Regions from separate parts of the Homo sapiens genome. Here region 1 is linked to region 2. The links are chromatin loops, found by intact Hi-C in ENCODE. Cell type or tissue: adrenal gland. All regions are shown on one strand. Links, peaks and the distances in the headings refer to the core of each region. The heading gives the core; the rest is flanking DNA. Region 1 has its middle 40 kb from the start of LINC02247. Region 2 has its middle 10 kb from the start of RXRA.

What was found. Peaks named below come from ENCODE experiments on the same cell type or tissue, not always from the same donor. Only the 100,000 strongest peaks of a DNase experiment are listed, where the experiment ranks them.
Region 1: it touches region 2 in a loop (2.1-fold over the local background); 12 of 110 quality-filtered maps call a loop at or near these places.

What each region holds. Positions count from the first base shown.
Region 1 is chr9:134,248,133-134,263,568 of GRCh38, forward strand. No RefSeq gene overlaps it. Among named protein-coding and RNA genes, the nearest start is that of LINC02247, 40 kb to the right of the region's middle. In adrenal gland, for the core only: no CTCF peak of the experiment used is centred there; no DNase peak of the experiment used is centred there.
Region 2 is chr9:134,308,483-134,323,918 of GRCh38, forward strand. No RefSeq gene overlaps it. Among named protein-coding and RNA genes, the nearest start is that of RXRA, 10 kb to the right of the region's middle. RefSeq lists enhancers at 9,760-10,618, 10,619-11,477. In adrenal gland, for the core only: no CTCF peak of the experiment used is centred there; a DNase peak (open chromatin) is centred at 7,925.

The DNA.
Region 1 (15,436 bases), core at 4,808-12,807, 60 kb before region 2:
GGCACTGTAGTGGATGCTATGATGTTCTGCCCAAATGTCCACTCTAAGACTGAAGTGCCCATGTTCCCAGCTGCTAGCCATGTTGCCAAGCTGAGCACTTCTCCAGGAATTGCCTCTCCTGAAGGGGCTACCTCCCCCAGGTTTAAGCCTGCTTCCTATAACTGGATGATATGGGAGCACAGAGTTCCTTGCTTTAACTGGGGACTCCAGAATCTAGAATGGGTCTGGCCTTGGGACCAGCCACAACGGCAGGTCCCTGAAAGAGAAATGAGGAAGTGAAGAATTGTGTCTGGTGGGTATATGCACTCAGTCCTGTGGAGAATATACCTACTTCAGGACATGAAAAGGCATGCCACAGAGGCAGAGAATGCTGTTGCCATCTAGACATCTGACAAAAGACACATCCAGATGTGCGAGAACTCCTACAGACGGATAAGCAAAAGACAACCAGTAGAAAAAGGGGCACAAGTCTGAACAGTCACTTTTAAGAATTGGATTTCCGGCCGGGCATGGTGGCGCATGACTGTAATCCCAGCTGCTCGGGAAGCTGAGGCAGGAGGATCGCTTCAACCCAGGAGGTGGAGGTTGTGGTGAACCGAGATCGCGCCATTGCACTCCGGCCTGGGCAATAGGAGCGAAACTCCGTCTAAAAAAAAAAAAAATGGAATTGGATTTCCGAGTGGCCATTAAGCATATGAAAAGTTGCTCAACCCCACTAGTTATGAGGGAAATGTAAGTAAAAGCCCTGTGGTACTGCTAGAACAAGTCAAACCGAAAACACGGACACACCCAGTGCTGGTGAGGGTGCACAGCAGCTGGATCTCACACCACTGATGGGTGTGTGGGCCACTTCAGCTCCCCCTGGAAAACAGGTGTTATCTGCAAAGCTGGACACGCTTGGACCCCAAGGCCCAGCAATCCCACCACCCAGTAGCAGGCGGCCACCATTGGAACTAGGCACAAAACCAGGAACTACGCATGTGTCCATTATCAGAATTGATACATTGTGCGTATTCACCGCTGTATACACAGCCCTGAGGGTGGACATGGTAGCTACATGCAGTGACGCCGATGACATGCGGATAGGAAGGAGCCAGGAAAGGGCATCAGAGAGGATTCCACGTGCATGGATTTTGAAACCAGCAAGTCTAACTATGGCTTTGGGAATCAGGACAATGGTTTTGTGGGGGCAGCTGATGGCTGGAGGATGGCTTCCGGTTCTGGTCGCGGCTTACTGATCAGCATTTTGTGAAAACCCATCAATCTGCCCGGTTTGGGGGCGTGCTGTTCTGCGTGGTAGGTGCTGGTCAGCAGTTACCTGTTAGTGGCTGGTGATCTGGGCGCTTGGGCACTCTGCCACCCAGCTCCCTCAGGCCCCTGACTGTCCACTGGCCTGTAACTGGTCCCCTCACCCTTTCCTGCCTACGCAGCCGTGGACCCGGCCAGTTTGGGCCCAAAGTGTTTCTGGTTTCTGGTGGGGTTTCTTGGCCTCAGTGTCTTGGGCCGAATGACCATGGTAGTCATAGCTTCTACTACCTGTTCTGGTGACAGCATCTTCCTCACTATTGTGGACTGAACTGTGTCCCTCCAAATTCATATCTTGAAGCCCTAACACTCATACAGTGAGTATATGTGGAGATGGGACTTTTAGAGAGTTATGGTTAAGGTTAGATGACATCATAAGGGTTGGGGGCCCTAATCCAATAGGGCTGGTGTCTTTAAAAGAAGAGGGGCCGGGTGCGGTGGCTCACGCCTGTAATCCCAGCACTTTGGAGGCCAAGGCGGGTGGATCACTTGAGGTCAGGAGTTCGAGACCAGCCTGGCCAACATGGTGAAATTCCCGTCTCTACTAAAAATACAAAAATTAGTCCGGCATGGTGGTGGATGCCTGTAGTCCCAGGTACCTGGGAGGCTGAGGCAGGAGAATTGCTTGAACCTGGGAGGTGGAGGTTGCAGTGAGCTGAGATCACACCATTGCACTCCAGCCTCTCTGTTTCAAAAAAAATAAAAAAATAAAAATAAATAAAAGAAGAGGAAGAGACACCAGAGACCCCTCTCTCCACGTACACACGGAAGAAAGGGCCTGTGGGGACACAGAGAGAGGGCAGCCTTCAAGAGGAGCCCCCACTAGAAACCAACCAGGTTGGCAATGTGATCTCGGAGTCAGCCTCCAGGACTGCGGGAAACGAGTCTCTGTTGTTGAAGTCACCCGGTCAACAGTGTTTTGTTATGCAGCCTTAGCAGACTAAGACCCCAGACCTAAGGGCGGCGCTGGGGGAGCGGTTTCCTGACCCAGGAGGGCAGGGCCCACTCTGTCTGCTCCCACTGCACCCAAGGTGGGCACCACTGCTTGCTGTGGGCGCCAGCTTGGGTCTTGGAGTCCAAAGCTTCTTGAATCTCGGCTCCTCCACTTTCTGGCCTTACTCCTTAGCCTCCCTGGGCCTCAATGTTCCTGGCTGTCAGAGGGGCCAATGGCACCTACAGCACCTTCTGCTGAGGATCTGGGCAGAGGAATTGCCCCGGGGAAGCGCTCAGTGAATGGGGAGCACTTCCTAAGTGGCAGCAGGCTGTGTCTGCCTGATGACCGGAAGGCTATGCCCCAGGTCCAAGCCCTTCCCTGAAGGGCTATGAGTAGGGGCAGGCACTGGAGTCTGGAAGATCGTCCCTCACCACACCCTTACTGTTCAATAACCCTTGCTATTATTGACTTCCACGTGGAGATGAGAGGAGGGTGGTCGTGAAGCCCATCCTTGGGGACACAGCAAAACTGTCCCTAGGCCGGGCGCGATGGCTCACACCTATAATCCCAGCACTTTGGGAGGCTGAGGTGGGTGGATCACCTGAGGTCAGGAGTTCGAGACCAGCCTGGCCAACATGGTGAAACCCTGTCTCTACGAAAAGTACAAAAATTAGCCTGGCATGGTGGTACATGCCTGTAGTCCCAGCTACTCAGGAGGCTGAGGCAGGAGAATCGCTTGAACCCAGAAGGCGGAGGTTGCAGTGAGCCGAGATCGCACCATTGCACTCCAGCCTGGGTGACAGAGTGAGACTCCGTCTCAAAAACAAAAACAAAAACAAAAACAAAAACTGTCCCCAGGAGCATGGCAAGGCACAGGGCAGACCCATCCTCCCTCTCCAAGTTTCTAAAAGAGGCCATTTATGGCATTGTCACTTTTTAAATAGGCTTAGCAATTAAAGAACCAGGAAGATTCCATGGGGGGTGGGGGTACAAGAGCGAGTACTCCGTCCTGGCAGGGTGCTCGGTCTCCCGACTCCACTGGGCACTGTCTCCAGGCCTTCCCAGACTGAGTCCGGCCTGCCCCGGGGCCTCCTGTGAGCCCCCATCGCTCATGCCCGGCCGCGGGGCTTCTGCTCCTCCTCTGCTCAGGTCCTGACTCCAGGAGCCTCCCGAGTGCCCGGCCCCTGGCTCCCGGCCCCGGGGCCGCTGGAGGCTCACTGTGCTTCTCTTCTGTGCAGGCTGCTGGGTAGGTTCTGGATTTTTAGGTTTGATAACCACAGATCTGTGCACGATGGGGCTGCTGCAGAGGCTGCATTTGGGGTCCTTCCCGTGTCTGCAACCCAGGCACGGATAGACAGCGATGACTTTGCCCAGGCACGGATAGACAGCGATGACTTCGCCCAGGCACGGATAGACAGCGATGACTTCAGGCTCGGCGTCTTCCAACAGCAAATACATAAATTGACGAGAGTCACAGCTCTCAGGAGGCTGGTGCAGATTATATTTGTGCACTGGGTGGAAGAGATTCCTCTAAGTTTAATTATAATTTAAGTGTAAAATATGCAGCTTCTGCAGGAGTCTCCCGCCTTGTGCATAATTACTGCACTGCTCTCTCCCGGCCACAGTTACGACGCCTCTGTGTGCAGCGAGCGATTAATTTATAGGCTGGTAATAGGCTAAAACAATATTTAAAGTCACTTTACCCAATGTAGCTTTTAAGGAGGGGTTGAGATAATTACTTAAAGACCCAATTTGATCCCTTGGCGTGGTTCCTGAGCTACTTCGGCCCCGCCCTTCCCACCCCGGGCCTGTGCACCTGCTGTCAGCTGTGCAGGGCCCCTAGCAGCCCTCATTTGGCAGTGATGATGCACAGCCCAGTCAAAGTGAGCACCCAAGAGATGGAGGCCCGGGGACACTGGCCCCTCATTAACCAGTAAGAGCAGGATTTATTGGCCGCTTGGAAGGCTGTGGACTCTGAGGCTGGTGTTGCAGGAGAAGACATTGTGCCGCCCCCCTAAGTCTGCGGGAAGGGACAGGTGCATTGGCGGTGGGCGTGGAGGGTGAGCCCACCGGTCCCGGGAGACTTTTTGTGGCTCAGTTGTGGCCAGAGACAGCAGTGGTCAGAAGAGAAATGCACGCGCACTTGCACGAAACCCTGGGCAGCCTGGCAGCGCTCACAGGCTTCATCTTCCCTCGCAGAGGGTGTGACCCTGAAGCACAGGCAGAGGTCAAGGAATGGGCTTGGGAACCAGGACAAGTGGGCAGGTCGGGGGTGGCCCTGGCAGGAGGAGGTGTCACGGGGACACTGCTGGGAGGAGGAAAGCGGGGCCTCAGTGACAGCTGCTTCCGGAGTGTCCGGTGACTCCTGGCTTGGATCCGGGGAACATCCCTCCAATGCCTGGGCCTGGGGACTGCCCAGGGGAGGTGGCCCACAGCCACAGCTGGCCACCCTCAGGAAGGATGTGAGCTTCGGGGCCCAGCAGAGCCTAGACTGGGTGCCAGATTTGCTTCTTAATGGCAGGGTAACCTTGGAAACCTCAGGCACCCTGTGCACCGTGCTGGGGGTGACAACAGTGGGGCTCTAACGTGCTGCGCGGGGACCCTGAAGGGCCTTGGGGCAGTAGAGTCCTTGAATCCCTGCATCCCTGCTACCGCCTGGGCTCCTGAGGGGTTTCATGGTTTGCTCCTGACGAAGGATGTCAGGGCATCCTCTTGTGCCGAGAGGCCGGGTTGGGGTGGGCTGGGGAGCCTGCAGCCCCCAGGCAGTTAACTGAGGGTAGGGATGTGTGGGGCCCCACCCTCAAGTGGTTCCTGGAGTCTGAAACTGCGTGGACGTGTGTTCCTTGTGGCAGCAAATACAGGGGTCACAGAGTTCAGAGTGACATCTTCTGGAGCATAAGGGCTCCCTGCCCTGCTGGCTACTTCTTGAGGGCTGCGTTTCTATTCTTTGGAAGTCATTATAGGCCAGACGCGATGTCTCACACCTGTCATCCCAGCACTTTGGGAGGCCGAGGCAGGCGGATCGCCTGAGGTCAGGAGTTCGAGACCAGCCTGGCCGACACGGTGAAGCCCCGTCTCTACTAAAAATACAAAAATTAGCTGGGCATGGTGGCAGGCGCCTGTAATCCCAGCTATTTGAGAGGCTGAAGCACAAAAATTGGCTGAACCTGGGAGGTGGAGGCTGCAGTAAGCTGGGATTTCACCACTGCACTCCAGCCTGTGTGACAGAGTGAGACCCTGTCTCAAAAAAAAAAAGTCATTATAAAATGCTTTGTCTCCTGTATTGTTTTGTCCTTTGATATTTCTAGTGTCTCTGCTCGGTAAATGTTTCGAAGAGTACATGAATGGTTAAAGGGATGAATTAATAAATCCTGGCATTGCCTCATTGGCAAGAAATTCTTGTTGAAGCCAAGTGTTTGGCCTTCCTTGACTGTGTCCGTGACTCAGTCTCAGAGCCACTGCAAGCAATAGATGCTGGAGGGAGGGAGAGAAAGACAGAGAGAGAGAGGGAGACAGACAGAAAGAGAGAGAGAGAGAAAGAGAGAGACAGAAAGAGAGAGAGAAAGAGAGAAAAAGAGAGAGAGAAAGGGAGGAAGACACAGAGAAAGACAGAGAGAGAACGAGAGAAAGACAGAGAGAGAAAGAGAGAGAAAGAGAGAGTAAGACAGAGAGAGAGAGAAAGAGAAAGACAGAGAAAGAGAGAAAGAGAAAGAGAGAGAGAACAAGAGAAAGAAAGAGAGAGAAAGAGAGAAACAGAGAGAAAGACAGAGAGAAAGAAAGAGAGAGAAAGAGAGAAACAGAGAGAAAGACAGAGAGGAAGACAGAGAGAGAAAGAGAGAGAGACAAAGAGAGAAAGAAAGAGAGACAGAACAAGAGAAAGAGAGAGAAAGAGAGAGAGAACAAGAGAAAGAGAGAGAGAGAGAGAGAGAAACAGACAGAGGAAGACAGAGAGAGACAAAGAGAGAGAGACAAAGAGAGACAAAGAGAGACAGAAAGACAGAGAGAGAAAGAAAGGGAGGGAGAAGGAGGGAGGGAGGGAGGAGGAGGAGGAGGAAAGGAAAGTGAGGGGAAGAATGCCATCTTCCTCCCCCAGGAGGCCAGGCTGGTAGGGTGGTGGGTGCTGTGGGCCAGAGGGCAAGGCTTTTGCCTGGAGGTGAGAAGATTCTGTGTGAAGACGGGGACACTGTCCCCTTCCTCCCCTGCCCTTGGTGGGACAGTGTGGTCCACCTTTGGGAAAATCACTTCCTTTCCTGAGCCTCAGTCTCCCCTTCTGTTCAACGGGGTGGGTGAGATCGCGTCTCACTTGTCTGTGAATTGTCTAGGTCACTTCCTTTCCTGAGCCTCAGTCTCCCCTTCTGTTCAACGGGGTGGGTGAGATCGCATCTCACTTGTCTGTGAGTTGTCTAGGTTGCTAAGTGCCCACTGACCGCGAAAATGTGGTATGTACACACCGTGGACTCCTACTCAGCCATACAGAGGAATGAAATGATGTCTTTCGCAGCAGCTTGGATGGAGCTGGAGGCCACTATTCTCAGTGAAGCAACTCAGGAATGGAAAACCAAACAGCGAATGTTCTCACTTATAAGTGGGAGCGAAGCTAAGAGGATGCAGAGGCATCTGAGTGATCTAATGGGCTTTGGGGACTCGGAGGGGGTTTGGCGGGGGGCGAGGGATAAAGGCTACACATTAGGTACAGTGTCCATTGCTCAGGTGATGGGTGCACCAAAGTCTCAGAAATCACCACTGAAGAACTTATTCATGGAACCAAAACCCACCTGTACCCCGAAAACTATTGAAAAATTTTTTTTAAAAAAGCAGTGACAAGGGGTTTTTAAAGGTATTGCATTTCCACGTGGGTCCTCGTGTGCTGAGTTGTATGAGCAAGACAGCAGCGGTTATGTTCCCTACCGCCATTCTTGTGCAGGTGAATCTCAACTGGAGGAAAATCAGAATAATGAAAATCCAGACTTAGAAAAAAGGAAAATATCTGGTACCTTCTACTACGTACCTTGCTAAGGGCCAGGAAATACGTTAAGCATTTTATTTTATTTTTTCTTGACATGGAGTTTTGCTCTTGTTGCCCAGGCTGGAGTGCAGTGGCACGATCTTGGCTCACTGCAACCTCTGCCTCCCAGGTTCAAGTGATTCTCCTGCCTCAGCCTCCCGAGTAGCTGGGGTTACAGGCACCGTGCCCGGCTAATTTTGTATTTTTAGTAGAGACAGGGTTTCACCATGTTGGCCAGGCTGGTCTTGAACTCCCGATCTCAGGTGATTCACCCGCCTCAGCCTCCCAAAGTGCTGGGATTACAGGCATGAACTACCGCACCTGGGCAGCATTTTAGATAGGTTATATCATTTCTTTTCTTGAACGTCCTTGCGAGGTTGGCACTGTCATTTTGCCTCAGAGGACACGACAGCTCCCGAAGGCACAGGAGTTGCCCATGAGCACAGATTAATAAGTGAAGGTGGCAGGTTCCCCTTTGCTGGTCTTGCTACATAAACACACTGACTTACTCTCTGAAAAAAAATCAGCATCATTTGTCTTGGTTGCCCCCTGACACTCTAGGGTCCTGTGGACGGGCACTCAGTAGGGACTCAGAAATGCTGGCAGTCACTATTCTTTCAACAAGGCTGTGCAGGCCCAAGGCAGGCTCAGAGCTGGTCCCTGCGGGCAAGGAGCATGAGGACCAAGCTTTGACACCCTCCCCTGCCAGCCCCCAGTGTGTGGCTGAGGCTGGGTTGTGGTGGAAGCCCAGAGTGGAGCCTTGGAGCCCAGGGGATTCCAGAAGGAAGGGGGCCCGGCGGTAGGTAGGGGTTGGGCGGCGGGGGGGTAGGGGGTGGGCGGTGAGAGTTGCTGGTTGGGGGAGGGGAGGGCTCAGCAGGGGGTCTGTCTGGAGAGGCCTGTCAGGCAGGGTCTTGTGGGGCTTCAGCAAATGCTCGGGATGATCCTGCAGGTGGGAGTCGGGGAGGCAGAGAAAGAGCAGTGGGGACATTTTAGGAATGCTTGGCCCGAGTGAATGCCGGTTGGTCCAGGCCTTGGAGTTAGCTCTTTGTTGAGGACAGAGAGAGAGAAGATTAGTTCACCTGTCTGCACCCCTAGGGTTCATCCACCCAAGACTCTCACTCCTCTTTGGGGTGAGTTTTGCAGGACCGGCCTAGTTGAGAGGACCAGCTTCAAGGGGAGGCGGGTGGCATCCATGCGTCTTTGGCAAAGAGCCTCATAAAAGGGGCCCGGACTGAAAATCGATTCTCTAAAGCTGAAATCAATAACAATAACTAATATTAATACTGATGGTCCTCTCCTTACTGCACTCTGCAGCTGGGGGATGAATTATTTTCAAGGATTAGCAGAGGCGGCTCTGCAGTGCGGCTGGGATGGGATCAGCCGGGAGCCTGGTGCTGGGCAGGAAGGTGGACCCAGGGGACCTGTGCAGCCTGATACTTCCTCTGCCTTCAGTTCAACTTCTCCAAGACCTGGCTTCCTCATCACTGTCCTCAAATGAGTGGGCTCACCAGCTGCATGACTTTTTGAGCCCTGTGGGATGAGGGGAGCCCATGACCTCGGGGGCTTAGGATCGGAGTGCGGTGAAGGGGAAGTGGGGTTTGGGACATTTCCCTGGGGCCTGCGAGCTCCTAGCGTTGGCTTCTGCCTATGAGGTGATGTGAGTGATGCCATAGGGAGGCCCTGTCTCCAGGGAGCCCCGAGGCTGGAGTGGGCAGCCAGGGAGGGCAGCACTGTGCGGGAAGTGGTCACACGGTTCCTGCCTGGCACCTCGGCTCCCACCGGCTCTCTGTGGAGCTCTTTCTGCTGGGAGTATCCCAGACTGTGGGGCTCTCTCTGCTGGGAGTGTCTGGGACTTTTGTCAGAGTCTACAGAGTGAGGAGCCCAGGGTGAAAAGGGGGTGCCCAGATTTCAGGCCCTGGGGCCTCCACTCTCCCCACCAAGAGGCACAATCACTAACTCCCATTTTCCAGGTGCACAACGGGGAGCTGGGTGGGCCTCCCCAAGACCAGGCGTTTATGGGTCAGAGCAGGACTGAGAGCCGCAGCCCTGTGTGCCCTGATGCCCCCAGCACTGTGCACCGGGGGACGCGGCATTGCTAAAAATGGTGTTGGAGCTTGTGGGGATCTGTGAGAATAACAAGTTAATATTCACGAGGTAGGTCGTGGGCATTTTGAGGACACAATTGGAAATTTTTCCTAGACAATGTTAGGTGGCTGAGTAGCCACTTTCTGTGTATAAGTTGGAAATCTGAAAAATGATATATACTGAAACATAGAACTGAAACATGAACATTGAAGAGAAAGTTTGGGAATAGTCTAGTGGGAAGAGGAGAGAGAATTATCTCAGGAGCCAAAGAGGAGCTACTGCTGTTATTAATGTGAGTCTGAGCTTCCTAGTAGCCAGAGCAAGAAAGGAAAGCACTGTGGGCTTTGCAGTTTTTGCCAAGAAGAAGATACACTCAAGATCCCCTAGAGGAGGAATTTTCCTGGTGTGGAAGTCCAGAAATGATGATCAGATGTATCCTCGTAAAAGAGGAAGAGTCCGTGCCTCAGGGGCTTTTCTCTGAGTCCTCTGTAGACACAGGGCCTGATTTGATAAGGTGTTCCCTTGAGGTGTGGTGGTAGCTGAGCGGACACCGTGGCTTCCTGGCAATGGGGTCCCATGTGGACTTAGAGCAGAGTGGGCCGCAGGGCACAGGCTGCAGCCCCCCTCATTCCCCACTAGATCCTTGGAACCAGCTTGGTGGCCACGAGTACCAGGTGCTGGGTTAACCATTGTCCCTCCTCCCCCAGGACAATGAATGAATGGCATTAGGACCTGGGTCATCCCTTGGAGGCAGGAGGAATCATGGGGTGAGGGAACGAGGCAGAGCCCACTGGGGTGCTGCTGGGGTGGGGACTGGGAGAGAAATGAGAGCTGGGTCCAGGGTCCCAGGTAGGTCTGAGGCTGCCTGGGGCTCCTGTTGGACAGGTAAGTGTGGGTGTGCTTGGTGGCCACACCCAGACCGAGCTGCACCATGCCCAGGTCTGGGCTGCAGGTGTCAGGGGCTGTGAGCTCTGATTCCTTCTGGAAATACGGCTCAGGGGGCACGGGGTGCACTCTCTGGCCATTTTGCTGTCCAAGCGTCCTCCCCGCTGCCCCATTGCTAGGGCTCGCAATGCCCATTCCACAGCCATCTGGGCAGATGGCAGAGCGGGATGGGCCGTGGGCCAGCTGCTCCTGGCATGGCCGGGCCGAGGGGAGGCTTGCCCTCTAGGGCACTGTGTTTGTCCTTCTACCACAAACCACATCTGTTTCTCTCAGTGAGAACCACTAGTGAGCCCCTGAGCCCCCAGCCCCCTGACACTATGGTGGTCAGAGGGACTGGCCTAGGTCTTGGTTTTCTCAGAAGTTTCTGGAAGGCCAGTGGCTGTCGGAGAAAAGATTCAAAGCAAAAACACTGAAGAGTTGAACCAGTTCTCTCCCTGAAGTTGTTTGGACGACAGCCTGGGTTGGGTGCTCTGGGTGAGATGGGGCTGGGGGTGCAGCAGAGAGCAGGGCACCCCACCTCCCCTGGCCCCCCGATCCCCAAGCCCCAGGCCCCCATGCCTCGGGGCTCCCTGTCCACATACTAGAGGACTGAGCAGGCAGGAAGCTGGCATGCAGCCCTGGCACTGCTTCTGATGGGTGCCCGTGTGGTGCCAGCCCTTGTCTCTGGGCCCTGGTGTTCCTGCTGTGGGATGGGGGATGGGGGCCATGGTCCCTGGGCAGGGGGCAGCCCTGGGGAGGGCCTCTCCTTCAAGACCTGGTGCCCACTCTGGCCCTGGCTGCATCTGGCCAGTGCTCGCTGCAGGCCCAGGCCCCTGGCCCTCATCCCCCACCCCTGCCCCTGGCTTCTCCCAGTGGGGGCCGCCCCTTGCCCCTTGCCCCGCTAGCCCTCTGGGCTGTGTTTACCCACTGTCCATCTGCCCCAATGTGGGCAAACAGACTGAGGCCAGGCCCGAGACAGGGGAGATAAGGCCCGGCTGATGGGACCAAAGGTGAAGGGGTCACCTCGCTCCCCTCCTGTCAGTTTATTTACTGTCCTCAAACTGTCACCTGCCCTTCTGGGAACACAATGGCCAAAACCATGAGGGTGTTTCCAAGGGCCCCAAGTCTCGGCTCCAGGAACCCTGTGGGCTGCTGAGCTGCTGAGGAGATGCCCAAGGAGAACAGCAGGAGGGAAGGGGCTCCCCACTCACTTTGACCTGCACACTAACGCCAGGCATGGCCCTGGGCACACTGCTTACCTCCCACTGAGGCGGGTCTCAAGACAAATTCGAATTGTCAGCGTCTCCATTTTTCAGATGAAAAAACTGACACTCAGAGAGGCTGAGCCGCCCATCCTGGGGCGCAGGTGCAGTAAAGTGTTAGGGTCAGGATTTTAATTCCCATCATTCTGATTCTGGAATCCAAGCTGGTCAGGACAGCACCATTCTGCCTCCAAGTCTAGAAAAGACAGAGCAAGGACAGCAGCCAGCAGGGGTGGGCGAGGCGGGGCAGCCCTCGGGGCCGGTCTTACACACTGGCAGGCCCAGGCAGCGGGCAACAGCTCCGCCAGGCCCAGCAAAGACCCCACTGAGCGCCGCGCCTATCACACAGACACAGAGCAGGACAGAACTTCCATTAAACACAGGAAACACACCTTGAACACCCCCAAGAGCGAAGGCCATCACTTCTTGGCCGTCTGGGCTCGTCCTGGGCTTTGGGACTGAGACTCGGTCTATCCTCTTCCTGGTATTTTCCATACTTTCTGCTTCACCCTCTTCCCAGGGTCCCAATCAACAGAGGCAGAAACTGCTGAAACCGCTGTGCCAGGGTCTGCCCATCCGGGGCCTGCCCAGGGTGGCTGCAGAGACAGAGATGAGTAACTGCCAGCCGTGGGGACAGACCCGGGGCATGGGGCCCTTCCTTTGAGTGATGCTGATCAGCCACGGTTGACAGGAAGCCCACACCTGGAAGAAGTTTCTGGAGTGCTGGGAGGATAAGCAGGGGTCTGTCCTGTGACCCCCAGCGATACTTCGAGGTTAAGAAACCTCAGCCTCGACCGGGCACGGTGGCTCACGCCTGTAATCCCAGCGCTTTGGGAGGGTGAGATGGGCGGGTCACCTGATGCCAGAAGTTCGAGTCCAGCCTGACTGACATGGTGGGAACCTGTCTCTGCTAAAAATACAAAAAAAATCAGCCGGGCGTGGTGGCGGGCGCTTGTCATCCCAGCTGCTTGGGAGGCTGAGAATCGCTTGAACCCGGGAGGCAGAGGTTGCAGCGAGCTGAGATTGTGCCACTGCACTCCAGCCTGGGAGACAAGAGCGAAACTCCGTCTCAAACAAAACAAAACAAAACAAAACAAAACAAAAAAAAAGCAGCCCTGGTCTCTGCCCTCCGTGCTGGTGAGGGCGCTGGGGGCCATTCCCATCACACACATTCCCACCCGCCTCCCACTGCCTGCTTGCTCGGAGCCTAGAACCAGCCCCTGCTAGGGACAGACCCTGCCCCAGAGCAGCTCATACTTCATGGCACAACCCCCTGTTCCGGGAGCCTCGATGGAGCTCAGGCCGGGACCCCCCTCATCACACTCCACGGAGACACCGCCCTCGACCCTGCCACCATATAGGAGCCACCGCCGGTGGTCTACAAGACCAGTGAGTGCCCGGCGCCACCCCATCTGGGTCCTGCTCAGGGTGCCCCGAAGGGCTCCGGGGGTCAGGCATTCACCCGCCTGCTCCTGATGCATGTTGCTGCCTGACGTTTTTGGGAAGGAGGCAGGCACCCGACAAGTGACTGTCTGTATATGGCCGGAAATGAGGCCTGAGTAGGGGTGGGGGCGTTTCAGAGATGTGGCAGAGGTTCAGCCAGGCCTGAGCAGGGCTGTAGTTTCACAGTGAGCCTGCTTGCCCAGTGGGCTGAGGGTGGCCAAGCAGGGCTTGCTTCTCCAGAGCCGAGTCCAGCACAGATCCGAAAGAACTCCTGCCTCCTTTCACCCGAATCCAGGCCCCCGTTCTTGCAAAGGGGCTCCCACTCCCCTGCCTGGGGCTGCAAACCCCAGTGGGAGGTGAGGGCAGGGGCCACACGAAGTAGAGCTCCTTCCTGCCACTGAGACACAGACCACCTCTTTCCATCCCTGGCAAAATGCTGCTCAGATTCTGCTCAGATACCTTCCATGATGGGGAACTCACCACTAGCAAAGTCAGAAAGCTTCCCTTAGGGCCAGCGAAGATCTGCCTCCTGGAGGCTCCTGTCCCTTGGCCATTCCTTTGTGGTTTTGTCCAACGTTTAGAGGCCCCTCCTGTGTGCCTGGCCCTCTGCTGGCACTGGGGGCAGAGAGACAATAGAAACAGGAGGGCCCTCCTCCACCGAGCCCACAGCTAGATGCAGGGAGGGAAGTGAGCAGGCTGAGACCTTGGGGGTAGAGGCAGTGCAGGGAGCTGAGGGACATGCAGTGGGGCCCCCTTTCCTGGGACATGACCAGGAAGCCTCTCCCAGAAGAAGTGACAGGTGAGTTGACACCTGAAAGGGGAGGCCGGGTTGGGCATAAGAGTTTCCAGCTCAGGGAAGGCAGGATCTGTGTCAGGGTCATGAGACAGCTGGGTGCATTTGGGCAACTGAAACAATTCAGTGGGTCTGGATCCTGAGACAAAGGGACCGGAGGACGCAGAAGCTTTGCCTCCCAGGCTTTGAGGGTCCAGGCAGGGCTGATGTCTCCCTGTGTCGGGAAATGGCAGGGTCAGGCGGTGGAGAGGAGGTGGATGCCCTGACAGGGCACGAGGCACCCCAAGGCCCTGGCCTAGCCCCACCCTCCTCTCCAGACTCTCTCCAGGCACCCCACCTGCCACGTATCCCACCCCCACGCTGCGGCCACTGCTTCTAGCATGGCCTGAGCCCATCAGCTCCTGTCTTCCTCGGCCAGGACATGCTGTGCCCCTGCCTGAAGCACTGCTCCTCTGGCTAAAGTTGGTCCTGGGGTTTGGCATTGCCTCCTTCAGGAAGTCCCCCCGACCTCTCAGGCCATTTAGGTGTCTTTTCTGTGTGTCTCACCAGCACCCGGATTGTTTACTCTTCTGACACCTCCCAACATGTGCGCGCTTACACACACACACACACACACCCCCAACATGTGCACGCTCACACAACACACACACACCCCCAACATGTGCGTGCTCACACAACACACACACACACACCCAACATGTGCGTGCTCACACAACACACACACACACCCAACATGTGCGTATTCACACCACACACACACCCCCAACATGTGCACGCTCACACAACACACACACACACCCAACATGTGCGCGCTCACACAACACACACACACCCAACATGTGCACGCTCACACAACACACACACACACCCAACATGTGCACGCTCACACAACACACACACACACCCAACATGTGCACGCTCACACAACACACACACACCCAACATGTGCACGCTCACACAACACACACACCCAACATGTGCACGCTCACACAACACACACACCCAACATGTGTGTGCTCACACAACACACACACACCCAACATGTGCGTGCTCACACAACACACACACACCCAACATGTGCACGCTCACACAACACACACACACACCCAACATGTGCACGCTCACACAACACACACACACACACACACCCTGGGCATTGTCTGCCATGACATGGGCGTGGCATGCAGTTCTGTGGGGCAGTGGTGGAGTGGCCAGGCTGGGGAGGGTGCCTTGGGGTGCTTGGACCCGTTGAGGACACACAGCTACCTCTGTGTGGACAGTGGTCCTCCTCTGTCCCTTTTAACTGAGCAGAGTCTGGAAGATAATGCAGTGGCCCATGGTGGCCCCAGCCCCAGGGGGTGCTCAGGGCGCCCTTCCCACACAGGGTCAGAGGGTGATCTCAGAGAACCTTGCTGGAATTGGGCATGGGGGTCTGTGTCTGTGTCGGCCCCTCTCCCAGGCCACGAGGGAATGCAGAGCAGTGTGTGGTGTCTTTTCCTCCGAGGGTCCCCTCTGGTTCGGGTGACACCAAAAGAGCTCAGTCAAGCTCCGTGGGCTGTGGTCAAGTTCCTGCATGAGCCGCACCCACCTGCACCCCTGTACCACCCCAGCTGCCCTCCCACCCCCCGGCTCACAGCTCTGAATTAAAGGCCAGCTCCACCCACGGCCCCTTCCACAGCCTCTCC
Region 2 (15,436 bases), core at 4,046-12,045:
CCACAAGAGCAGACACCACAGGAGCAGACACCATGGGAACCCACACCATGGGAGCAGATACCGTGGGAACCCACATCATGGGAACAGACACCACGGGAGCCCACACCATGGAACAGACACCACTGGAGCCAATGCCATGGGAGCAGACACCACTGGAGCCCACACCATGGAACAGACACCATGGGAGCCAATGCCACGGGAGCAGACACCACAGGAGCCCACACCATGGGAGCAGACACCACGGGAGCCCACACCATGGAACAGACACCACTGGAACCAATGCCACGGGAGCAGACACCACGGGAGCCCACACCATGGGAGCAGACACCACGGGAGCCCACACCATGGAACAGACACCATGGGAGCCAATGCCACGGGAGAAGACACCACGGGAGCCCACACCATGGGAGCAGACACCACAGGAGCCAATGCCACGGGAGCAGACACCATCGTGGGAACCCACACCATGGGAGCAGACACCATGGGAGCAGAGACCAAGGGAGCAGACACCACCGGAGCAGACACCATGGGAACCCACACCATGGGAGCAGACACCACCGGAGCAGACACCATGGGAACCCACACCATGGGAGCAGACACCATGGGAGCAGACACCACGGGAGCAGACACCAAGGGAGCAGACACCACCGGAGCAGACACAATGGGAGCAGAGACCATGAGCGCCCACACCAGTGGTGTCCAATGTGGCTCCCCACTCCCAATCTTGGGAGCTGCTGCTCACTGAGCCATTGATCTCCCTCTATGATACATCAAAGCCGAACAGGTGGGCTCTTATATCCTCCCCATTTTACAGCCAAGGAAGTGAAGAATTGGAGAGGGGAAGACACACAGCTAACAAGTAGCAAAACCAAAGCTGGAATCTCCAGGGCCCACAGAGCCTCCCATCTTGCTTCCTTTGGTGACATGTTGCAGGAATAGGGGAGAAAAGCTCCACTCTGAGGGCATCTGCTATGAACACTTACATGCAAGTCTTTCTGAGAACATGTGTCCTAGCAGTGGATGGTTGGGTCATATAGAAGATGGGTAGTTAACTTTAAAAAAAATACCATTTTTTCCCCAGGGTGATAATACCATTGTATAGTCTTATGACCAGTGTAGAAGAGTTCCAGTTGCTCTATATCCTCCCTACCATGTGGAATAGTCAGCCTTTGATTTTAGCCATTTCAGTGGGTGGGTGGTGATATCCCATGGTGGTTTTAATTTCCATTTCCATAATGAGTAATAACGTTGAGTGTTTTCTGTGTGCTTATCGGCCGTTCATATATCTTCCTCTGTGAAATGTATGTTCAAATCTCTTGACTGTTTAAAAATTGGTTGGTCTTCCTACAATTGTGCTTTAAAAGTTCTTTATATATTCTAGATAAAAGTCCTTGGTGTGGGGCCGGATGCAGTGGCTCATGCCTGTAATCCCAGCACTTCAAGAGGCCAAGGCAGGCAGATCACTTGAGATCGGGAGTTCAAGACAGGACCTGGTCAACATGGTGAAACCCTGTCTCTACTAAAAATACCGAAATTAGCTGGGTGTGGTGGCAGGCACCTGTAATTCCAGCTACTTAGGAGGCTGAGGCACGAGAATTGCTGGAACCCAGGAGGTGGAGGTTGCAGTGAGCTGAGATCGTGCCGCTGCACTTCAGCCTGGGTGACAGAGCGAGACTCTGTCTCAAAAACAAACAAACAAACAAACAAAAACTCCTCAGTGTGATATATGTCTGGCAAATATTTCCTCTCAATATGTGCCTTGTGTTTTTATTTTCACTGGTATATTTTGTAGAAAAAAAGTTTTTAATATTGATGAAGTATAATTTACCTTTTAAAAAAGTGTCATGATTTTTGTATTCTAGCTCACAGTCCTTTATTAGAAATTGCAAAGCTCTCCTTCTATATTTTCCTCTAGAGATTTTATAATTTTAGGTGTACATTTAGTTCTATGGTCCACTGCAAGTTAATTTCTGTATTTCATGTAAGGGTGGATATTTAATTTTTATGTGGATATTTAGTTGACACAACACCATTTGTTGAAAGCTTTGCTTTCAACAAATTTTCTATCAAATTGCCTTGGCACCTGTGTGAATAATTGATTGAATATATGTGGGTCTGTTTTTAGGCTCTAATATATTCTATTCCTATTTTATACCTACATATGTATATGTGTGTATGTAGACATATGTGTGTGTGTATATATATAGCCAATAGCAAACTGTCTTGATTAATGTGATTTTATAGAAAGTCTTAAAATCAAGCAGGATAAATCCTCCAAACTTTGTTCTCTTAAAAATTTGCTTTGACTATTCTATTTTTTTTTTTTTTGAGACAGAGTTTCACTCTTGTTGCCCAGGCTGGAGTGCAATGGCACCATCTCTGCTCACCGCAGCCTCCACCTCCCAGGTTCAAACAGTTCTCCTGCCTCAGCCTCCCGAGTAGCTGAGTTTACAGGCATGCGCCACCACGCCCGGCTAATTTTGTATTTTTAGTAGAGAAGGGGTTTCTCCATGTTGAGGCTGGTCTCGAACTCCTGACCTCAGGTGCTCTGCCCACCTCAACCACCCAAAGTGCTGGGATTACAGGTGTGAGCCACCACACCCGGCCCAACTATTCTAGATTATTTGCATTTTCATATAAATTTTTGAATTAGACTGTCAATTTCTATGAAAAATCCTGTTGGCGTTTTGATTGGGATTGTATTGAATCAAATTGGGGAAATTGTCATTTTATCTGATATTCAGCCCTTTACTCCATGAACATGGTATGTCTATATTTACTTGTGCTTCTTGACTCTTTTCTCAGTACTGTCTTGTTCTTTTCAGTACAGCATTCCTGGACAAATTGGTTGGTCTTCCTACAATTGTGCTTTAAAAGTTCTTTATATATTTATATAAATATATAAATTCATATATTCTATGTAAATATGTAAATTTATATATTCTATATAAATATATAAATTTATATATTCATATAAATATATAAATTTATATATTTGATATAAATATATTGATATAAATACATAAATATAAATATCAATATATTTATATTTATATAAATATAAATATCAATATATTTATATTGTATATAATATATAAATTTATATATTAGATATAAATATATAAATCTTTGTTAGATTCGCACCTAAGCATTTTACTTTTTTTGTGCTATTTAAGTGGAATTTTTAAGATTTTATTTTCCAATTGTTTACTCCTAACAGATAGAAATAAAATATATTTTAAAAATATTAACCTTGTGTCTTGTGACCTTGCTAAATTCATTTACTGGTTTTGATTGTTGTTTTGTGCATTCCCTGGGATGTTCTACATAAATCACTAATTATATCATCTGCAAATAGAGACAGTTTTACTTCTCTTCCGGGCTCTACGTATTTTATTTCATTTTCTTGGCTTATAGCAATGTCTAGGATCCCTGGTACAATGTCGAATAGAAGTGGCAAGAGAACATCCTTGCTCGTTCCCAGTCTCGGGGAAAACAAGTCAGTTTTTTACTGTTAAATATGATGTTTGCTGTCAGGTTGTTCTGCTTTTATTTTGTAGATTCTTTTTATCAGTTTGAGGAAGTTTCCTACTATGTTTAGTTTTCTAAATGTGTTTAGCATAAGTGGATGTGGAATTTTGTCCATGGTGTTTCTGAATCTTTTAAAATAATATTTTCCTATAATTTTTCTCCTTTCATCTGTCAATATGGTGAAGTCTATTGACTGTTTTTCGAATGTTAAATCAACATTGCATCCCACTGGTCATGAGGTATCACCTTTTTAACTTAATATTGGATTTAATTTGTTAACATTTTGATAAAGATCTTATTATACTTTTAAAATCTATTTTTCTTAAATGTTTAATAAAAGACTCGAATGTTGATAGAATTCACCAGTGAAACCATCTGGGCCTGGAGTTTTCTTCTGGAAAGATTTCTGATAACAAATTCAATTTCTTTAATCGCTGTAGGGCTGATCATATCTTCTGTTCCCTTTTGTGTTGATTTTGGTAAGTTGTCTTTTTCAAGAAATAATACAGTTTCCTCTACGTTGACATATTTTTGGCACAAGTTGTTTTTAGTATTCCCATATATCTTATTGATGTTTATAGGGTCTGTGATAACAATCACTTTCTCATTCCTGAAAATGATGATTTTCGTACTCTTTCTTTTTTTCCTTGACCATTCTAACTAAGGGTTAATCAATTTTGTTATTTCCAAAGAAACAGTTTTTGCCTTTCTCAACTTTCTCAAAGGTCTACTTATTGATTTTTTGCTCTTATCTTTATTATTTCCTTCCTTCTACTTACTTCTGACTTAGTTTACTCCTTTTGTTTTTGTTTGTTTGTTTTTTTGAGACAAGGTTTCACTCTGTCACCCAGGCTGGAGTGCAGTGGCATGATGATAGCTTACTGCAACCTTTAACTCCTGAGCTCAAATGATCCTCCCACCTCAGCCTCCCAAGTAGCTGGGAGTTGAGGTGCATACTACCATGCCTGGTTAATTTTTAAAAGGTTTTTTAGAGACAGGGTCTCACTATGTTACCCAGGCTGGTCTCGAAATCCTGGGCTCAAGTTATTTTCCCTCCTCTGCCTCCCAAAGTGTTAGGATTGTGGGAATGAGCCACTTTACCCAGCCTCTTTTTTTTTTTTTAAGTCATCTTAAGGTGAAACCTCAGGTCACTGATTTTAGATCTTTCTTCTTTTCTAATATAAGCATTTAATGCTATAAAGTTCCCTCTAAACACTGCTTTAGCTGCATCCCACACATGTTGACATGCAGGGCCATTTTTCAATCGCAATTTTATTCCCTATTTTTGGAGAGGGCAGGCTGGATCCAGAGGCCACAGATATGATACCATTTCCAGGCACTAGGGCAGAAATAGGCCCGTGATTGGGTGAATTCTTGCAGTGCTGGCCTGCTATGGGAGCGCTGGGTAATACCATGGATTCCTGTACAAGCCCCATTTCCCTTGGGCTCCTTCTGCCCCAACATCTCAGACCTCACCAGCCTCCTCTCAGCAGCCCTTCCCAGCCTCAGAAGCTTCCAACAGCTCCTGACTCCTCTTTGGAGCAGGGATTAGTGCCTGTGGGGAATCTACACTGCCTGCCCCAAGCCTGCTTGCAGCCTGACCCTCTCTGTCCATTCATTCTCTGCTGCTGTGGCATGACTAGCTAGCCCTGTCTTGTCATACCCATTGTGTCATTGCTCCAGGCCGCTGGTCCAACCCACATGGTGCCAGAGTCCATTCCTCTCTCTGGACCTCCGTTTCTTCCTGCATGAACTAGCAGTCTTGGTCCTCATGGCTGACATGAGTCCTGTCCTTCTCCTCACTTGGGAATCTTTGTCCCCTCCTCCTCTAGGCTGGCACTTGGTAATCACAGTGGTAGCACAACCCACAGTGCTTTGGTCTCCTCCTCACTCTGGTCCTTGCAGAGACTTTATTGCCCCATTATACAGATGAGGAAAGGGGGTTTGAAGGTGCTGAGAGCCTTGCCCAGGCTCATGGGCACACGATTCATCTATGGAAGCGTGGAAAGCGCAGGACAGGTCTCACTGCTGCCAAGAGCTGTGGCTTCCCAGTGGCCGGGAACCTGCCACTGTGACCGGGACAGCTCTTGGTAAGCATCTAGACAGCTGGCTCGAGGCTAACGTGGAAGTGGTACTGGTGTCTGCTTGTTCTCGCTGGAGCTGCTGGCTGGGCGCAGGGCTGGGCCCTCTGCTGTCAGAAGGAGTGCCTTCTCCTAAAGAGGCCCTGGCAAAGGCACAGGCCGGGGAGGCCGGCTCAGAGGTCTGGGACACACGCCTTGAAGGAGAACAGTCGACCTCCTTTCTCTGCCACACAGATGAAATCTGGGGCATGCCTGGGAGTCTTCCTCCCCTCTTCCCACAGTCAAATTCTAATTTTCTTAAAGCAAAAGTACATGATTTGCCGCAGATGTGCGCTGCGCCCTGCTTTTTGGCCCTACAACTCCCCAGGAGGTGCCACTAGTGGTGCCCATTTTACAGGTGAGGAGGCTGAGGCTCAGGGCCGTGACTTGTCCCAGGACACAGCCAGGAGGTAGTGAAGCCCAGATCTGCCCACTCCCACTGGCCAAACCACAATTCTCTCATCACATGGGACTCCAACCCGTCTTGGCATACCCTGGAGAGTGCTGGGAACTGAGGCCTCCATGGGGCTCCAACCTGTCTTGGCATACCCTGGAGAGTGCTGGTAACTGAGGCATGGAGGCCTTGCCCTCTGAGTTCCATTTCAGAGGGGAGAAGCCAAAAGTTAACTGAGGCCGGTGGGGGCCAGTCTCAGTCCCCTTGGAGGTAGCCACAGTGTGGATCTCTCCCCAGGACACACTGGCAGCTCCAGACAAAGGCCTGAGAACACGCTGGGGGGCAGTCCCAGCGCTGTGGGCACCGCCTGCCAGCACCCAGCAGACCCAGCACATCGATGAGAGTGTCCACCTGAAAGGGATATTCAGGCTCGTTCCAAGTCGGCAGCATCCACTGAGGGCTTCGTTCACCCAACATAGCAAGGACATTTGGCAGGTACACGGGACATCCGACCTGCCTCCTGACGCCGACAGCAGCCTTCACAGAAGGCCCTGCTACTGGATCTGGAGTGGAAGGAAGAAGGGTGCTGCCACGGTGCTCACTTTGGGCCTCATGGACGCGGATTTAACCCGAAGTGCTTAGCAGGCCTCACTGGTTCTGCACTTCAGCACGGCCCCCAGCAGTGTGGGGAGGGCTGCCTGGCCCCGAGAGCTGGCTGTCTGGCCAGGCTGTCTGTCCAGCACCTTTGCCTGCTGGACCGAAATCCAGCTGAGCTAGGAGCAAGGCTGACTGTAAAAGGAAAAGCCATTCAGAGTAGCTCAGGCTGGTCGTCCCGGCCATGGGAGGGGACTTGTGCTAATTCCTCTTCAGACACCAAAGGGGGTAATCGCAGGCGTGGCAGGGCCGAGAAATCCTGTTAGTCCTTTGCCCCCCAAGGCTCCCATCGAGTGGCTCCCTGACAAAGCAGCTCCAGGGCTTCCTGAGGACAGCAGGCTGGAGGCAGGCGGTGCGGACCCCCCACAGACACTAATCCTTGCTCCAAAGCAGATTCGAGGGCTGGGCGGCAGCCTCCCTGGGCTCCAGAGACTGCTGGAAGCTTCTGAGGCTTGGAAGGGCTGCGAGGCCCAGCACACGGGGTAGCATGGGCAAGCTCCTCCCTTCTTCTGGGGACTCAGAGTCCCCATGTGCAAAATTGGGGGGAAGAGCGGGGTCGGGGGAAGAGAAGACCTCCAAGGCGGTTAGGGTGGTCTTGGGCATCCGAGTCTTGCCCAGGGCGAGGGCTCTGCATTGCTCTTGGTCCTCTGGAAGGCAGTCGGGGCAGAGTGAGGCCCTTGGTTCTTCTTGGGGATGCAGGGCACCATGGCCCCAGCAGCTGAACTGGCCTGGAGGGTGCGGGGGTGGGTGTGTGTAGCAGCTCCCCAGCTCCTCCCCTGAGGAGGTCAGGGCAGCTTTGCCCTCTTGGAGCCAGGCCTGGCGGCTTCCTGGGCCCCAGTGACACAGCAGCGCGAAGCAAGTCATCTCCCTCTCAGCAAAACAGAGCCAATAATTGTACCATCTCTGCTGGAGAATGAAGCGCCTCAGGGGCCACACTGGGACGCGCCACCCTAGTGCATGTCCCTCTGGGCTCAGAACCCCCTTTCAGCAGCCTCTCAGCCTAGGGATCAAGGTCCTTCCAAACCTGGGCCACCCCAACCTCGGAGAGGCTCCCCACTGAGCACCCAAAGCACCTGTGACCCCATACCCTGCCGGTGCCCTCCCCCCACCCATGCAGCCCCATGCCCGCCCTTCTCCCCGTGGACCTGCCACCCCGACACCTGGACAGAAGCCGGCTCTGGTCCCTCATCTCCTTCTCTCCTTGGCCTTGTGGTTCAGGCCCTTGTGTCCTGTCCCCTCCCTGCTCTGTGAGTGTCTGGTCACTGTGGCAGCCATAGGGTAGCACCTAGAATCTGTGTTGGACACCGGTGCGTCACCTGTTGCTTCCCGGGCAGGGGAAGCACCTGGCCTGTGTTCCCCCCCTCTGCCCTCCACCCCTTGCCCACAGGAGGTGCTGCAAAGCCTGCGTGGCGTTGGCGGGGTGCTGGGGTCTGGAGGAGCCCAGCCAGTCGGTTGTGTTGGCAAGAGACGGGCCTGAACAAGAGCCAAGTGGCTTCTGCGTCAGCTTTTAAAACCACCAAAAGGAGCTCACTTGTCATGCTGTGGTCCAAATATTTTGGCCATTTAGATGCAACCTTCTGTGCCTCTGAAATTAGGTGTATTATTAATCTCATCCAGCCCAGTGACAGAGTGGGCAGATCAGACAAGGATCCTTGCAGCGGGATGAAGGGTGAGCATGTTCTTATCGGTGCAAAGCTGACACGGGGTGTTTCCAGAATGACACTGATGGAGTGCAGCCTGCCTGGGGGAGGGGTGGCTGGGAACCCCCGGTGATGAGGAGGGCATGGGCACAGGGCTTGCTTAGGGAGGAGAAGAGAGGGCTCCAGAGACACGGTTGCTGGCTTCCAGGGTGTCACATGGGGTGACGTGGCAGGGGGTTTCTGCAGGGGTGCTTCTGAGATAGGGCGATAGGGCCAGCTGGGGTTGGCTGCAGGCTCCAGGAGTTAGGTTCCAGATGGATTTCAGATGGGACTTTCTTGCTAACCCTACTTTTTTTCTGATTATAAAAGTAATAAAGACTCCTTGTAGAGAAGGAGGCAAAATACAAAGAAGAGTGTGAAGCCCCCATCACTCCATTAATGTTCACCAGTCGGGGGGTGGGAGGTGTTTTCCTTCAGATTTCTGTGTATACATTTATAACTGGCATCCTTTTGTGTGCAATGTTAACCGCCTTTTGTTTTCACTAAGCAATGTATTATGTTGAGCACCCATTTTGGGGGAGTAGACAGCCTGCACCATGGTCAGCCCGCAGACAGGCTGCACGGATCCAGGCACCTCGCTGGCTCCAAAACCCACGAAGTGACCCCACCCAGGATGTCAGAGTAAGAGCGTGCCTGCTTGGCTAATGTCTCTCGCGTGCCTGCTTGGCTAATGTCTCTCGCGTGCCCGCTTGGCTAATGTCTCTCTGAACCCAGAGAGCGGAGAGGACCCGTGGCTGGGCTGCTGTGTGTTGGGGGCTTTTGAGGCCAGCCTGGTGGCCAGCTCCTTGGCACTGCCAGTTGCAGGGGCTAACCACCTTGTGAGGGACAGCCCGCTTCCCCCGGGGTCTCTTGGCTCTTCCTCTCTGCCGAGTTGTGACAAGGTATGGGCGTGGTGAAGCGAGAGCTCCCCTCTCTGCCAGTGTCCATGTGGCCACTCTGTGACAGCAGGAATCCATACCCCACCCAGCCAGCTCACAGCAGGAATCCATACCCCCCCACCCCAGCCAGCTCACAGCAGGAATCCATACCGCCCCCTCCAGCCAGCTCACAGCAGGAATCCATACTCCCCCACCCCAGCCAGCTCACAGCAGGAATCCATAACCCCCCACCCCAGCCAGCTCACAGCAGGAATCCATACCCCCCCAACCCAGCCAGCTCACAGCAGGAATCTATACCCCCCACCCAGCCAGCTCACAGCAGGAATCCATACCCCCCACCCAGCCAGCTCACAGCAGGAATCCATACCCCCCCCAGCCAGCTCACAGCAGGAATCCATACCCCCCCACCCCAGCCAGCTCACAGAAGGAATCCACACCCCCCCGCAGCCAGCTCACAGCAGGAATCCATACCCCCGCCAGCCAGCTCAGAACAGCCCTGGGTCCCTGTTGGTGGCACTTCTGTTCCCCTCCTGCCTTTCTGAGTGTAGAACTTCTTAAGAGCTAAGATCCAGGGGGCCAACCCAGCCGGTGCAGCTCATGGGGAGGAACCCTCCAGGCAGCTCCATGCCCATGGGCTCAGGATAGCAACCCATCATCCCATCCAGGGATGGACTTCTCTAAAACGGCCCTGGACCCACCCAGAAGATCAGGGACAAGTCTATCAGTACCAGGACAGTCTGGAAGTTTTTGGCCATGCTTAAATTAGTTAAGGCTGGGGCCTGGCCACGGGCAAGCTTGCCTTTCGCACAACTGCTGGACTCCCTGCTGAGCATGACCACGGGCCATGGGGCTGAGATGTTCCCTGATGGAATATGCCTTGGAGAGCCTCGCCCTGGCCAGTCTGATGATCCCATTCACTAGGCTGTTTATTGAGTGCCCGCGAAGGGCTGGCCTGGGCTGGTGGCTGTATAGACATCTCATTCAAGTTACACGAGGGTGCTGCAGAGGGAGAAACTGAGGCCTGGGGTCTCGCCCGGGGGGGACTCGGGATCAGACAGCGCTGACCCCTGGGCCCCTCAAAGTCCAGGATGCCCTCTCCCACCACCTGGCCAGGGTCTACCATGGATACATAGGTATGATTAACCTGGAACACACCACATTATTTTCTCAAACACTAAATATCCCCAATCACAACAGCAGAACTTCAAACAGCAACTGTGCCACAGAAGCAAATGAAGTCAGCTGACCCCTGGGGTGTGGAAATCAGACGGAGTCCAGTCCCTCCCTTGGCTGCTGGCAGGGCAGGTGGAACCTGGGGGATGCTGGCTTCCTTTCCTGAGCGTGTACAGCCCTCAGCTGTTCCTACAGCCCTGAGCTTCAGCATCGCAGGGCAGAGACATGGGGCTGGGGCCCTGGGGTTACTTCCAGGGTTGGGTGGTCTGTGACTCTGTGGAATCTAGTGGGTGCCTCAGGGCGGGGGCCTAGTGGACAGGCTCCGGGGCCCCCAAGTGGCTTCCAGCAGGGCATGGCACCCCTATCTCACACCCCCTTTCCATGTTCAGGGGATTTTGGGAAAGGGCCTGGTAATTAAACCCTTTTAAAGCCCACTGGTCCTGGGCAGTTGTCCAGGGCGTGGGACCCAAGGCCTCCTGGTCCTATCTCCCTTTGCCTTTCCTAGGTCTCTGTCACTCCCGGGCAGGAGGAGACAGTGATGACGGGAAGGAGGTGAGGACAGGGTGAGGTCAGCCAGCCCACTCTGATAGCGCCTACTGCATGCAGGGGTCCGGCAGGCTTCGCAGGGGAGGCAGGGGAGCCTGAGACCCAGGGGTCTGCTGCCCATGGGAGGCCCCAGCAGGGTGACAGCAAGGCCCTGGAGTCTTGGGTAGGAGGCGGAGGGCCTGGTGAGAGCCCCACACATAGGTGCTCCAGTGGCCAGCCCTGCAAATGAAACAGGAGGCTGGGAACAGGGCGGGCAGGGGCCCGGGAGGATGGGGCCAGGCCTGCAGCTTAAAAAGCAGGCATGGATGCGTCTTTTGGCTCCTCAGAGATGCTCTTTCGGTCCAGCCAACGACCTGCCTACGACGGTTGTGCCTCTGCCCCGAGGAGTGGTGCCGGGGCCAGGCTGCAGACCCCTGGAGCTGGAGGGCTGCAGGCGGCTGGCCCGGCCTCCTCCTGGGTGATCTCATTTCCAGGGCAGCCCCTCCCCTCCCTGCGTCTCAGCTCAAGCGGCTCCTTCCTTGGGGACCCTCGTTAGTGGGAGAAACAAAGGCCAGTTGTCACCAGGAGCTGGCGATTCATCAGCCTCCGGCCTGGGCTCCCCCTCAGGGAGTGTGGTGGCTGTCTGCTGGGGGCTCGGAGCTGGGGGCTGGCAGGGCAGGATCTGGTGGGGCAGTGATATGGGTGGGGTGAAAAGCGTCCCCCCATTCTAATCTTCGGGGGAAAGAAAAAATGTTTTAAAAGTGCTGCCCCCCCACCCTCCGTCCAGCAGATATTTTTCTGGGTTGTCTTTGGTGCTTCCCACAGCAAACCCTACCAGGCTCCCTCGTGGGTAGATGCCCCTGAGCCTTCAAGGGGCCTTCGTCCCCGGGGCCGCGGATTCATTTACTGATAGGTAAACCGAGGCCCTGGGAGGGAAGATAATTTTTTCTAAGTATAGAAGGACTGAGATGTAAACAAGTATCCTGGTTGCCCACTAGGGCTTGGAGAGAAGCCGCTGACCCGGTGGCCTAGCTGGGCCCCTTGAAAATAGCGTCTGTGAGCATTCTGATCCCACAGCTGTGCCCAGTGGGGAAGGCGGAGACTGGAGCTCCCAGTTCCTGCCCTCAGCAAGCTCCGACCGTGGGAAGACACGGCCAGCCCAGGGCTAGAGGCACATGCAGGTTGCTGCAGGGTGCAGAGAAGCCAGCCCAGGCAGTGTGTGCATGCGTGCATGTGTGCGTGTGCGTGTGTGTGTGTGTTGGGGACTGGGGTGGAGATGGGTGAGCTGCTGAGGGCCACATTGGAGCTTAGGCAGCAAGGAATGCGGAGTGGCCAGGTGTGGATGGCCTGCAACAGCAGTCTCTCCTGTGCTAGCCTGGGGGGCTCTTGTGGGAAGAGCTCGGAGCGGGCAGGAGGGAGATGATGAAGGGAAGGGAGGGAGGGAGGGCCTGGTGAGTTTTGCTCAGGAGTTTGGACTTTATCCCAAGGGCAGTGGGCAGCATGAAAGAGTTTTTAAGCTGAGAGTGTCAGGGTTGGGGGCAGGGGGTGCTGCCTGCTTAGGCCAGGCGAGGTTGGGAACAGGCTGACGGAGAGGGGGTGGGGCCAGGGCCTTTGGGGACCTAGCCACACGTGGCTGTCCTGAGGCCTCCTCGGGGAGGATGACAGCCTCATCGGACCCTGAGCTGCAGCCTGGAGCCACGCCAGGCCCTCCACAAGCCAATGAGCGGAACAATGTGTGCCGGGCTGCGTCTGCACCCCCACTTGCTGGCAGTGTGGGGGTGGAGGGAGCCGCATTTTAAAGTACAGTTTATTTTGATGCAAGCACCGAGGGGCGTTAGGCAAACTCCTGGGCTCAGTTCCCCATCCTTCAATGCAAAACGACTCTTCTTTACGGCCCGTCAATAACCGCTGCCATCTCCTCGCCGCCGCAGAGGCCACATAGATCATATTTAAACCACACTGGTGGATGACAGAGACGTACGGATATTTTTAATCCCAACAGACTATTACGGTTCATATCATGTCTGTCAAATAAATATTATGAATCATTTCCCGTTATCTTTATGGGGGCCGCTTGACTACATCGGGGGACTGGGCTCGGGGCCTTCCCCTGCACATCCATCCCCCTCGTATGTACACATATGTGTAGGGGGAGATGTATGTAGAAAGTGTCGATAATAAATGCCCCCGATAAAACACATAATCTCCTTGCCTGATGGGCGTCTGGGGGTGCACGGTGGAGAGGTGTCAGGGAGGGGCGTGCCACCTTCAGAGCCAGGGAGGCTGGGCTGGGCCCCAGGCTGGGAGCGTCAGCCTCAGCCTGTCTCCTTAGCTCCTGTGAGACAGGCTGTCATTCTATTTCCCCGTAGTCATATTCTTGTTTCTGTGATTAGCTGGTTCTTTTCTCTATTTTATAGAAGAGACTGATGTCCAGAGAGTACCCTTGTCCAAGGGCCATGTAAGAGTTGGTGGCAGAGCCAGGCTATGGCCTCTTCCTCCTGGTACCTTCCCCAGCACCTTGTTTTCCAAGTCTGTTACCTATGTCCCTTCTCTCTGGACTTTGGTCTCACCTGGCACCGGCTGCTTTGGCTGGCCGACCTGTGCCATGAGAAGCGGGGAGGTGGTGTGGCTCATTGGAGGCTGGGGGCGGAGGTCGGTGGTTGTCTGGGGTCTTTCCTGGGGGTTCTGACCACTGACCTCAGCCCTGGGTCTGGGGACTGTGGTGCCAGAGTCACCACACGGTTTGGAGTCAGTCACTGCTGCTCTTCGCCTCAGTGTTTCCATCTGGGAAACGGGGAAACCAGAGTCTTGGTCAGCCGGGGTGGGGTTAGAGGGGATGGTACCTGGCAGTGTGCAGCAGACTGGCACCTCGGAGGCAGCTTGGAAAGCTCAGGTTCCTCCTCTCCGGACTCTCAGAACTGTTCCTGCCCTTCTTTGAGCATCTGTGACCCCTTGCGGCTGGCGCTGGGATTCGGTGGGGCTCTTTGGTGGCCCCTGGAGGGAACCCACTGTCTCTTGCCTGGAGCTGCACTGAAATCCTGGCTCTTCATTACAAACCAGCTCCTGTCCCCTTAAGCCTCACTCACCTGAACTCTTTGGCTCACGCCACCATTCAGCTCCCCAGAGTTCTGGAAGTAAGACCCCAGCTGATGACGGAGGCAGCGGCTGGCCTTCGGAGGACCTCACCTTTCTCTTCCCCTGCACTGCTTTGGGTTTGGGGTGTGCAGGGCCAGCCAGCTGACTGCTACCAGGGCAGACGCTGTCAGTGGTGACTGCCCTGCAGGCCTGCAAACATTTTGCCAGAGGGCCAGACCCAGGAGCAGAGGGGTCCTCTTCTCTTCCTCCTCCTCCCCTCCTGTCCTCTCCTCTCCCCTCCCTCCTATCCTTTCTCTTCCTCTCCACTCAGCAGAACAGACTGGAGCCCAGGTGTGGACAAGTGGCTTGAGTGTTTCCCTCTAGACTGATGGAGAGACAAGCTATGACTGAGAAAGGGGGTTCGGGCTGGGACCCCTGGGCCTAGTCCCAGTTCCATGTGGACCTGCCGGGTGGCCCCTTGCCTCTCTGAGCTTTCGGCTCTACTTCCCAGCTCGAGTCATCATCGGTCACCACAGACAAAAGGTGTTGTCCCCAAAGGAGCCACAACGGATGTGAGAGAGAGTCCCCTTAGGCTGAGGTGCTTGGGGACAGATCGGGCCACCTTGCCCAGCAGTACCCAAGCCCTTGGCCTCCCTTGTTGGAGGCTGAGCTCCCCAAACCCCTGTGAGGTCCTGCTAGTGACCAGCTCAGGACCACAGGGAACCTCTGGAAGCAGCTTAGAGCCCCGTTGGTGTCCTGGGAACTTCTGGGAGCAGTCCACCCAGACGCCAGCTTCCTCATGCTCAGCCAGCACAGAGACCAGCCTTTAAAAATATTATTCAACAAGCAATTCCCGGGACTGTTTACAAGACTGAGCCGAGACAGGCATATGAAATAGGCCAAAGTACCTTAAAAAGCGTCCCTCAGGGAAATTAAAAAAAAAAAGACCCAAACAAAAAAACAAAAAAACAAAACCTTCTTAGATCGCAGGTTGTGAATAAATGGATACTACTATAAAAATAGTTTTGGCTGTAGCAGCACATGGTGGGAAGGCTGGGGTGTTTTTTTCCATGGCTGGCTCAGACCTGGCCATTTCATATGGGGCAGCCACTATCCCGGGAGGTTTCGTGTAGAATCATTTGCACCAAAAAGCTCCAAACTGAGGGGGAGGATAAAAAGTAGTGGCCACAGAAATAACAAGCGGCATCGTCATTTTCCATCAAGGACCTGGTGTGTTTTCGGCGGCCGAGCACCCAGGCCCCTGCCCCATGGAAGAGAAGGGCGGGGCTGAGAGCCATTCACCGTCTGTGGGCACAGAGGCTGGATGTGAGCCCAGATCTGCAGGACTCCGGACTCCGTGCGCTCTCCACGTGGTCTCTAGAGCAG